Regions from separate parts of the Homo sapiens genome. Here region 2 is linked to region 1. A link is a contact called in ENCODE Hi-C or POLR2A ChIA-PET data. All regions are on one chromosome and are shown on one strand. Each heading gives the region's core, a stretch centred on a gene start or an enhancer-like site at or near the end of the contact. The rest is flanking DNA. Distances are from core to core; before and after follow the strand shown. Region 1 has its middle 130 kb from the start of LINC02815. Region 2 holds the start of LINC02815 (long intergenic non-protein coding RNA 2815).

Region 1 (4,639 bases), core at 1,494-3,993:
TCATGCCAGGTGAGAAGCAAAGAAGATATCCCGATCTGATTTATTAGAGGCCTGTTTCACATCTCAATGTGACGTTTGTGGATGCTACTATCAAAATTTTTGTCCACATGTGTTTGTAAATATACACTCACAGACAACTTGTGACTTAGAGGGACACCGTGGAGTCTCACAGGCTTTAGCATTAGAGGGATATGGGTTCAAATCTAGCTTCTGCCACCCTCTAGCTGAGTAACTGTAGACAAAAGCTTTGGTCTCCTTGTCAGAAAAATTGGGATATTGTATCATTATTTACCTTATGGGTTGTGAATTTTAGAGAAAATTAGTATAAAATGCCTAGTATAGTGCTCTCAATAAATGCACACATGCTATCACTGTCTCAGGCAGTAGGTTCTATTGAATCACATTCTTCTACAACTGGAAAACAGCAATGTAGATGATCTCCTAGGGGTTGGGAGGGGATGATCTGTGAAAGTGTTGGAGCCATCTAGACACACTGAGTGGAGATGTAATTTGAGCCTGGGAGAGAATTCTCAAGTCAGTTCAAAGGGCTATAATTTCATTAATTCAAAATCCCACTTAAGTTGGGGAAAATGAGGTCCTAGGAGAGAAGCCAGATGTCAAGGACAAGCCCAGTTAGTGGATGAACTTTTTTGTAGCCAGCTGCCTCCCCAGGGCTCCCTGAACAAAGCATGCATTGTAGCTGCTGCGTGGGCCCCATGGCAGGAGGAGTACCCGGGAGCCAGAGCCTGGTGCATGGGGAGGAGGCGGGCCAGGGCCGCAGGGAGAGGCTTGGATGCCCTGGAAACACAACTGGATCAATTCAGCCTGACAAAATCTTTCCTCCTGCTAAAATTTTCCTCAAACAGAACAAAAGGGAAAGTCAGAGCATTTTTGCCAAATCAACCAGAGAAAGGAAAGCTGGCGCAAAGTTAATCACTATTTTCTTCCTGGCTGTCCAGGCCAGAGATACCCATGATGGGAGCAAGAACACTTGTCATCACCCGCTTGGTCACTATGGATGACATAGGAGCCCTTTCCTTGCAAACAAGCAATACAGAAAAGGAAGTGCCTGGGTCCCAACCCTGTAGGGTGCAGCCAGAACCCACAATGCACTATTCTCTGCAGATCAAGAGGCTTCTAATCTTACCTTGACTCACCGCCTTATCCAAACAGCAGAGCCCCTGCAAAACCCCTCTTTTGGAGAAGGAAATCTCGGGTGGGATAATTCATTGCAAACATCATTGATTAGTCCAGGGAGAGGTCAGGAGCTCCCTGGGGCAGGCACATCACTCTAGTCATGAAGGAAAAGACTCCACCATGGTGCCCTTTAGCATCACTAAGAAACGATTTCTAGACTGCTGGTCTGTCCTGCCAAAGCAAAATTACTCACAAGATATAACAGGCACTAGGTACAACAGTGTAGCACCAGCTTTTGCATAAAAAAGCTTAACTTTGAGTTGGGGATATGCCACTTCCAAGCAGTTGAACCTTGATCAATGCATTGACCCTCAGGGAGCCTCGGATTTCTCATTTATGAGGTGGACAGAATCAGAGGATGGTGAACGGCGTGGAGCAGAGGCAAGGAGGGTCTCCTTGGCTCATCTGCTGGGTCTGCTGCAGCCTACAGAGAAACCACAGGCTGTCGTACGCACATAACTCAGTAGTCCACTTCCTCTCTGGGACACACAGCAGTCCACAGCCTTGCTCCCATGGAGACAGCCAGCACAGCCTGCAGGCCATCAGCCCAGGAAGGGAACTGGCAAATTTTAGAGCACTAAGACGGCAGCTGATACAGATACTCGGTCGGCCCAGGCCACACCAGCATCCAGGTGACTGGGTCCTGCCAGATGGAGCATGGGACAACATAAAACTCCCAGCATCCACTTCTCTAAAGGGGAGAGTGTGCACACTAAGCCCACAGACACCTTCACGTCCAACATCGCCATCAACGCACCCAGGGCAGGGCAGTTCCTGGGATGTGGACCTGAGCCACAGCCTGGCCTTGTCAGTGCACCAGGTTCTGGGAGAGCAGCCAGACACAGAATGGTGGCAGATGCTCCACTCCTTAAAGAAACAGCAAATTGCGCAGTCCTTCCCTATTTCCCAGGCCTGGGGACTCCTCACATGAGCATGGTAAAAAATTTATATACTTATTCAGAGGTTTAAAAATCCCCCAAATATATAAATACACCAGCAAATCAAATGGCATTGCCATAAGGAGAGCATCCTTGGAATTTATCTATCCGTCTTTCAATTGGCCATTTAGCTCAGTTTGGGCCCTTAACAATACAAGCATGATAAGGTCTCGTCACTGTGTCTCCAGGATCTGATCACTGCAGACCCTGGGCAGTGATTAGGGAGCATGGGCTCTGGAGGACCAGCGCCTCTGACTCTCTATGGCCCCGGGCAAGTCTCCAGGTCTCCATTGCCTCACCTCTAAAGTGAACGTAGAGTCTAGAACGTAAGCCAGTGCGTGCTGACGGTCCCCACACCGCACTGCCAGGGGCCTCGGGCTCTGCTCTAGCAGCTTGGCCTGGACCACGGAGCTCTTTGACCAGGACCTGCTCCACCTGAGGCTGATGCCCTCATGGTGCTGCCTGGCCCAGCCACGCCCATGATCCTTTTCCAGGGTCCCGGAGAAGGAGAAGAACTTCCTTTCTGGTCCTTCCCATTCTGCTCCTGGGTTCAACCAAGCAGCTTCTAGGCAGCTCTGATGACTCAGCAGCAGTGACTCACAGGTTCCCAGGACAGCAGATGAATCCTCTGCTTCTCTGGCTCCCTCTCCGTCCCCTGGCTCTTCCTGGCAATGTGCTTTCACTCAGCCTTGGGCCCACTTTCCCATCCCTCTGGGGACATACCCCCTCGCTTGTCCTGAGACCCACAGTTGAGACCCACACCTGGGCTCCAGCCTCTCTACTGTTCTTTTTACTTCCCAAGCTGGCCCATGGTCCCTTCAGGCTCAGCTCTCCAGGGATCTGCTACCCCGTTCCTGCCTCCGGGACCCACTCCACCCTCCTGGCACTGGCTGGGTCCTGGTGGAGGAGCTACCACAGGCAGCAGAGAAGCAGAATTCTGCTGAGAGCTGTGACCCGAGGACACTGGGCCCCACCAAGCCCACGGTGCAGACCCTGGACTGCTAGAGAGGATGGCAGCACCATCCCCTCCAGGAAGAGCCACCAGGCCTGGAGGAAAACCTGCGCCTCTGAGAGCCTCAAAGGAGCTGTGCCAGTCAGAAGGTGCCGCTCAATGGTCCTGGTCCTCTGGGGGTGACAGGGTCACACTGCGAGCCGGACTTTACACAGCACATCAGTGTGAAGGATGCCAGCATCCTTGTCTGTCATCTTCCTAATTATGAGCCTGCTCAACCCCTCCCCAGCCACCTAGCTCATGCAGGGCCTTCGCTTCTTTGGGCCTTTCCCTCCTTCATGCCATGAGAAGTAAAGGCCAAGAAGGGTCGCAGGACATAGGCCCTGGGGGCTAGGAGCAACCGCCAGTGTGGATGTGTGCATACTAAACCCAGGGCAGGGCAAAGAGAAACACTAGGACCCAGAAACATCTGTCTCAGAAGTGCTTTCATCCTGCTGGGATACACTAAGGTACAGGCAGGAAGAAAGCCCCATGCCTGAAGGGGAAGCTACTGAAGACACAGCAGGTGGCTGAGCAGTGCCACAGGTGACAGCTCACTGCTGGGCTTGTTCCTGCACTACCTTCCCTGGTTTGTCCCCTGGGATGCTGGGGAAAGAAATTATGTTGGGATTTTTTCTATAAATAATTTCCTGTCATTGTGTGTAATGATTGGCGAATAATTTCACAACAACTGGCTGTTTCTTTGTTGCATTCTAAACTTGAGCAGCACTGTGGATCATCAGCATTTTCTGTCTCCCCGCCATTTGAAAAGAACAGTTTCCTGGGACAATTCCTTGAGCCCAGGTCGAGGCTGCGGTGAGCTATGATCACGCCACTGCTCTCCAGCCTGGGTGACGAAGTGAGACTCCATCTCTAAAATATAAATAAATAAATAAATAGCAAAATGTTTCCCTTTCTCCATAAGAAAAATGCTTTTAAAAATTTCTCCTCAGATGCAAACATGTTAAACCCAAGTAAATGTCCCTTCACCTGGGTAGGCCTCAAAGGAAAAGTTTCAGCCACCTGAAATGCCAGTTAGCTGGTCAGCCTGTAAGACGCTTGTTTATTTGTAAAGAAATAGCCCATTCTGCGCAGTCTCAACAGTGGCCCTGGGAAACGGCAGCCCTGCTTTTATTTTTAAACCTCAAAGTTCATCTTAGAGATAAAGCTTTCTTTTCTCATGAGAGGCTGAGTGTCGTACATGGGTATGAAGGTGTAACATAGGCCTTAGACAATCATTTGTAACCTTAGAGGCAACAGGAACATTCAGAGCTGCCTGCCAGGCCCAGACACTCAAAGTGCTACAAAGTCGCCGATCTTTGTGCTTTGGGAGATCAAGTAGTTCCCTTCCCCAGGGCTATATTTCAACCAGGGTTGAGTTCATCTTTGTGCTTGTTTTTTCCCAAATAGCTCACTTTCTGATTTTTTTGGCTTAATAGTGAGATTATTTAAGAGGCACCAAAAGAAAAAGCTCAGTGAAAAAATTGTTTTAGCAATAGAATGAGTTAGTATG
Region 2 (4,639 bases), core at 1,452-3,951, 130 kb after region 1:
TGATGAAGTCATAATTTTTTTGCTGGTGGAGGGTCTTGCCTGGATGTTGATGGCTGCTGACCGATTAGAGTGGTGGTTAGTGAAGGCTGGGGTAGCTGTGGCAATTTCTCAAAATAAGACAAAAATGAAGGTTGCCACTTTGATTGACTCTTCTTTTCGCGAAAGAGTTCTCTGTGGCATGTGATGCTGTTGGATACCACTTTACTCACAGTAGAACTTCTTCCAAAATTGTAGCCAATCCTTTCAAACCCTGCTGCTGCCTTATCAATTAAGTTTACATAATATTCTAATTCCTTTGTTGTAATTGCAACAATGTTCGCAGAATCTTCACTGGGAGTAGATTTCATCTCAAGAAACCACTTTCTTTGCTCCTGCATAAGAAGCAACTCCTTACCCACTGAACGTTTATCATGAGATTGCAAGAATACAATCACATCTTTGGTCTCTACTTCTAACTCTAGTTCTCTTGCTATTTCCACATCTGCAGTTACTTCCTCCATGAAAGTCTTGAAGCCTCAAAGTCATCCATGAGGATTGGTATCAACTTCTTCCAAACTCCTGTTAATGCTGATATTTTAACTTCCTTCTATGAATCACAAATGTTCTTTTTTTTCTCTCTCATATGTCTTAACTGTGAAAACAAATGTCCATAATGGCATCTACAATGCTGAATCCCTTCCAGAAGGTTTTCAGTTTACTTTGCCTATATCAATCAATCAGTCATTATCTATGTCAGCTTTTGCCTTACAAACTATACTTCTTAAATAATAAGACTTGAAGTTCAAAATGACTCCTTGATCCATGGGCTGCAGAATGAATATTATGTTAGTTGGCATGAAAACAACATCTCCATCAGCTCTTGGGTGACTAGGCATATTGCCAATGAACTGTAATATTTTGAAAGGAATCTTTTTTTCTGAGCAGTAGGTCTCACCAGTAGACTTAAAATATTCAGTAAACCACGCTGTAAACAGATACGCTATCATCCAGGCTTTGTTGTTCCATTGATAGAGCATAGGCAGAGTCAATTTTGCATGATGTTTAAAGGCCCTAGGATTTCCAGAATGGTAAATGAGCATTGGCTTCAACTTAAAGTCACAAGTTGCAATAGCCCCTAACAAGAGAATCAGCCAGTCCTTTGAAGCTCTGAAGCCAGACATTGATTTCTCTATAGCAATGAACACTTTAGATGGCATTTTATTCTAATACAATTAGGGTGTTTAATATATGTTGAAAATATGCTGTTTAGTGTAGCCACCTTCATCAAATATCTTAGCTAGTTCTTCTGAATAACTGCTGCAGCTTCCACATCAGCACTTGCTGCTTCACCCTGTACTTTCATGTTATGAAGATGTCTTCTTTCCTTAAACCCCATGAGCCAACCTCTGCTAGCTTCCATCTTTTCTTCTTCAGCTTCCTCACCTCTTTCAGCTTCATAGATTTGAAGAGAGTTGGGACCTTGTTCTGGGTTAGGTTTTGGCTTAAGGGAATGTAGTGGCTAATTTGCTCTTCTATTAAACCACTCAAACCTCTTTGTATCAGCTTTCTTATCATTTGTATGTTCACTGGAGTAGCACTTTTAATTTCCTTGAAGAACTTTTTCTTTACATTCACAGCCTGACTGTTTGGCACAAGAGGCCTAGCTTTTGGCCTCTCTAGACTTTTGACGTGCTAAGCTTCATTATTTCTAGCTTTTAATTTAAAGTCAGAGAGGTGCAACTTCCATTCACTTGAACACTTAGAAGCCATTAATAGAATTATTAATTGCCCTAATTTCAATTGTGTTGTATCTCAGGGAATAGGGAGGCCCAAGGAAAGGAAGAGAGATGATGGAATGGCCGGTGGGTGGAGCAGTCAGAACACACATACATGTTGATTAAGTTCCCTGTCTTATATGGACATGGTTTGCGGTGCCATGAAACAATTACAATAGTAACTTCAAAGACCACTGATCACAGAGCACCATAACAGACATAAAAATAATGACAACTTTTGAAATATTGGGAGAGTCACCAAAATGTGACACAGAGACATGAAGTGAGCACATGCTGTTAGAAAAATAGCACCAATAGACTTGCTCAACTCAGGGTTGCCACAAACCTTCAGTTTGTAAAAAACACAGTATCTACCAACCACAATAAAGCAAAGCACCATAAAACAAGACGTGCCTGTAAATGGTGCCTTCTGCACTCACTCTGTCTGAGCAAGTGTACGCAAGCTCCAGGGCCAGCAGATCCTGTGGATTCTGCAGTTTCTATGGAGGGCCCTTGGGAGCCCTTGGGCATTGGAAGAACCTATGAGGACAGCTACTAAGTCATTGAAATCCTTCTCCCCCAGAGCCCTCTGTGGGCACAAATAGGTGTGGCATGTCCAAGCAGCAATAGTCTCCAGTTTGGGCCATTCCACAGGGACCATGTTCAACCAAACCACACCACTGAGACAAAGATGAGAAATCTCAGGTGAGTCCATCTGGGCCAGGGACCTCCCCTCCATAACACAACATCAACAAAAAAAAGCATGTGCTGCTCCCCTGGGACGAACCCTACCTCCAAGAAGGAACAGCGTTGCTGTAAAATGCTTGGCCTCAGAACCATGCCCAGTGCTGGAGCGCCCACCACAGTAGACACAGAAGCTGGAACATCAGTCTCTGTGGACATCCTTTTACCCACGAGGAAGGAGAGGTGCAGGAAGCTGAGAAAGGGCAGCCTCTGGTACACACTGTCTCCTCATTCCCTCCCTTGGTGTTGGCCCCTCCTCCTGTCTCTAGTCTTTATAGGTTGGGGATCTAAGCCTCTTCCCCTCCACTCATTGTGGGAAGCCCAAAAGAAATCTGCCAGTGATGCAGGGAAGGAAGCTGTCGGGACTGGTAGAGTCTATGCTGAAGAAGGGCCTCCTGTTCCACGTGATTTAGCAAAGTTCCAGAGAATGGCACAAGAGGCCAGCACCAAAGTCTTGCCGTGTAATAAAGTCCTCTTGTCCTTGGAACTGCTCCCTGGGTTCATCTCTCCCAGGAAGCCCAAGGAGTTGTCCATTGGACACATGAGGGGGGATCCATGGTCAGTCAGTTGCTTTCATTTCCCAACACACATGGGGAATTTCTCTTAACTCATGACTTTGCAAAGTAACACTGTGATAAGGTGAACAGAATTGAGTTCACATTATAGCATAAAATTTCAGCAAGTTATTGAACAACTAGGCTAAACATAGAGAACTATAGTTGCACTTCAATTTCAGCCCCTGCACATACAAAACTGCATTGCAAGCCTATTTCTGTTATCCCCCTTGGCCTTCGGCCACTGACCCAGCCCTGGTTTGTCCAGGCATGTCACTTTTTCATCTGGCTCTGTCCTCTATCTAGTCAGGATCATCTTCTATGTCTAGGGTCAGGCTGGCTGAAGAAACTGTTAAGTTCTCCATTGTTTTAGCTCAGAATTCAGCTGTGGAAGTACAGAACTTTCCTTCATAACCACACTACATCGTCAAAGCAGGAGCACAGTGTGACTGCTGGTGGTCCTGCACCTGCACAAATGACGACAGTCCTGGAAGCTAAATGCTCTGTGCTCCTCTGAGTGTGCATTTCTGTGAATCCCCAATGACACAGCCACTGCTGGAGAAAAGGCTGTGGCTGACACACAGCATGGTAGAAAGAGATTTACAGACCTTGTTGGCGCCGAGAAGGGGGAAGTACATCCTACTGCCGATGGCTCCCTGGAGGACCCGCCTGCGCCAATCAGAAGTCTCCTATCCGCGATGGTTTCCTGTCTCTTCCTCAATGTCAGTCTCTTCCTCTCCACCCTCCACCCCCAGCTCTAAAAACCAGAGCCAAATAGCAACTGCCCTGGAAAAAGTGCTGTCTTCCCAAGGTTGTAGGTTTACCATTTCATGCTCAGTTTAAAGTGCCTGAGAAGTACAGGAGGAAAAGTCTGTTAACCAGACTACATGAAGAAAAATACTGAGGAACCATAGGTACCCATTAACTGGTTTAACAAGAAAAGATTTCTAGCTGGGCACGATGGCTCATGCCTGTAATCCTAACACTTTGGAAGGCCGAGGTGGGAGGACTGCTTGAGGCCAGGAGTTTGAGACCAGTCTGGGCAACATAGCAAGAATCCATCTCTATAAAAATAAAAGAAAAGTTGGAGGGAGGGAGGCCAATGGGCAGGATTGGGCAGTGGGTCTCCAGCCGAGCTCCTGGGTCAGCTGCCTGCTAGAGGGGCTGGCGGTAAGGGAGGAGGACTGAGGCCAAGGGTGGGTCTCTGGATCCTACCCTCACTCTGCCAGAGCAACCCCACATACATTGTTTTCTGTGTTAGGATACAATATCAGATCTCTTTTAACCAAGAAGTTTCACTCCTAAAAACAGGGCAGAACGGGCACTGGTGTTAGAGGTGATCTTGAATCAGCTGAGACCTGGAAGTCATCTTCCTTTCTTCATTTGCTAAATGCCTAATATGAGCTGTTTTTCTTATCAGTTTCCCTTCTCTGCAAAAACAGTCTTGCATAGAAAAGATTTGAACCAACTGGGGGCAAGTGCTCAGTAGCGATTCCAGCATCTATAGCCCTGACTATGCCAAGTAATGGTCTGACTGCTTCCCCTGGGGCCTCCCACTACCCCAGCAGCCACCTTCCTACTGTTGGT

What was found. A loop is a pair of places that touch in the nucleus more often than their neighbours do. ChIA-PET counts read pairs that join two places held with the same protein, here RNA polymerase II (POLR2A). Pooled maps may share reads with other maps.
Region 2: a map of CD14-positive monocyte shows a loop between it and region 1 (6-fold over the local background). The contact joins the promoter of LINC02815 here to the enhancer-like site in region 1. A Hi-C loop is called at or near these places in 3 of 168 maps with a recorded cell type or tissue (CD14-positive monocyte and ascending aorta) and 2 of 50 pooled maps. POLR2A ChIA-PET finds 5 or more read pairs at or near these places in 2 of 52 experiments (RWPE1 and WTC11).

Annotation. Positions count from the first base shown.
Region 1 is chr1:229,022,095-229,026,733 of GRCh38, forward strand. No RefSeq gene overlaps it. Among named protein-coding and RNA genes, the nearest start is that of LINC02815, 130 kb to the right of the region's middle. Within about 2 kb of position 2,744, at least 4 of the 41 ENCODE cell types and tissues checked have a DNase peak (open chromatin) inside an H3K27ac peak, as active enhancers do; they include CD14-positive monocyte, where a contact is called at or near this core.
Region 2 is chr1:229,152,024-229,156,662 of GRCh38, forward strand. LINC02815 (long intergenic non-protein coding RNA 2815) reads right to left here and starts at 2,702. Exons shown (of 5, transcript NR_186727.1): 1 at 2,547-2,702.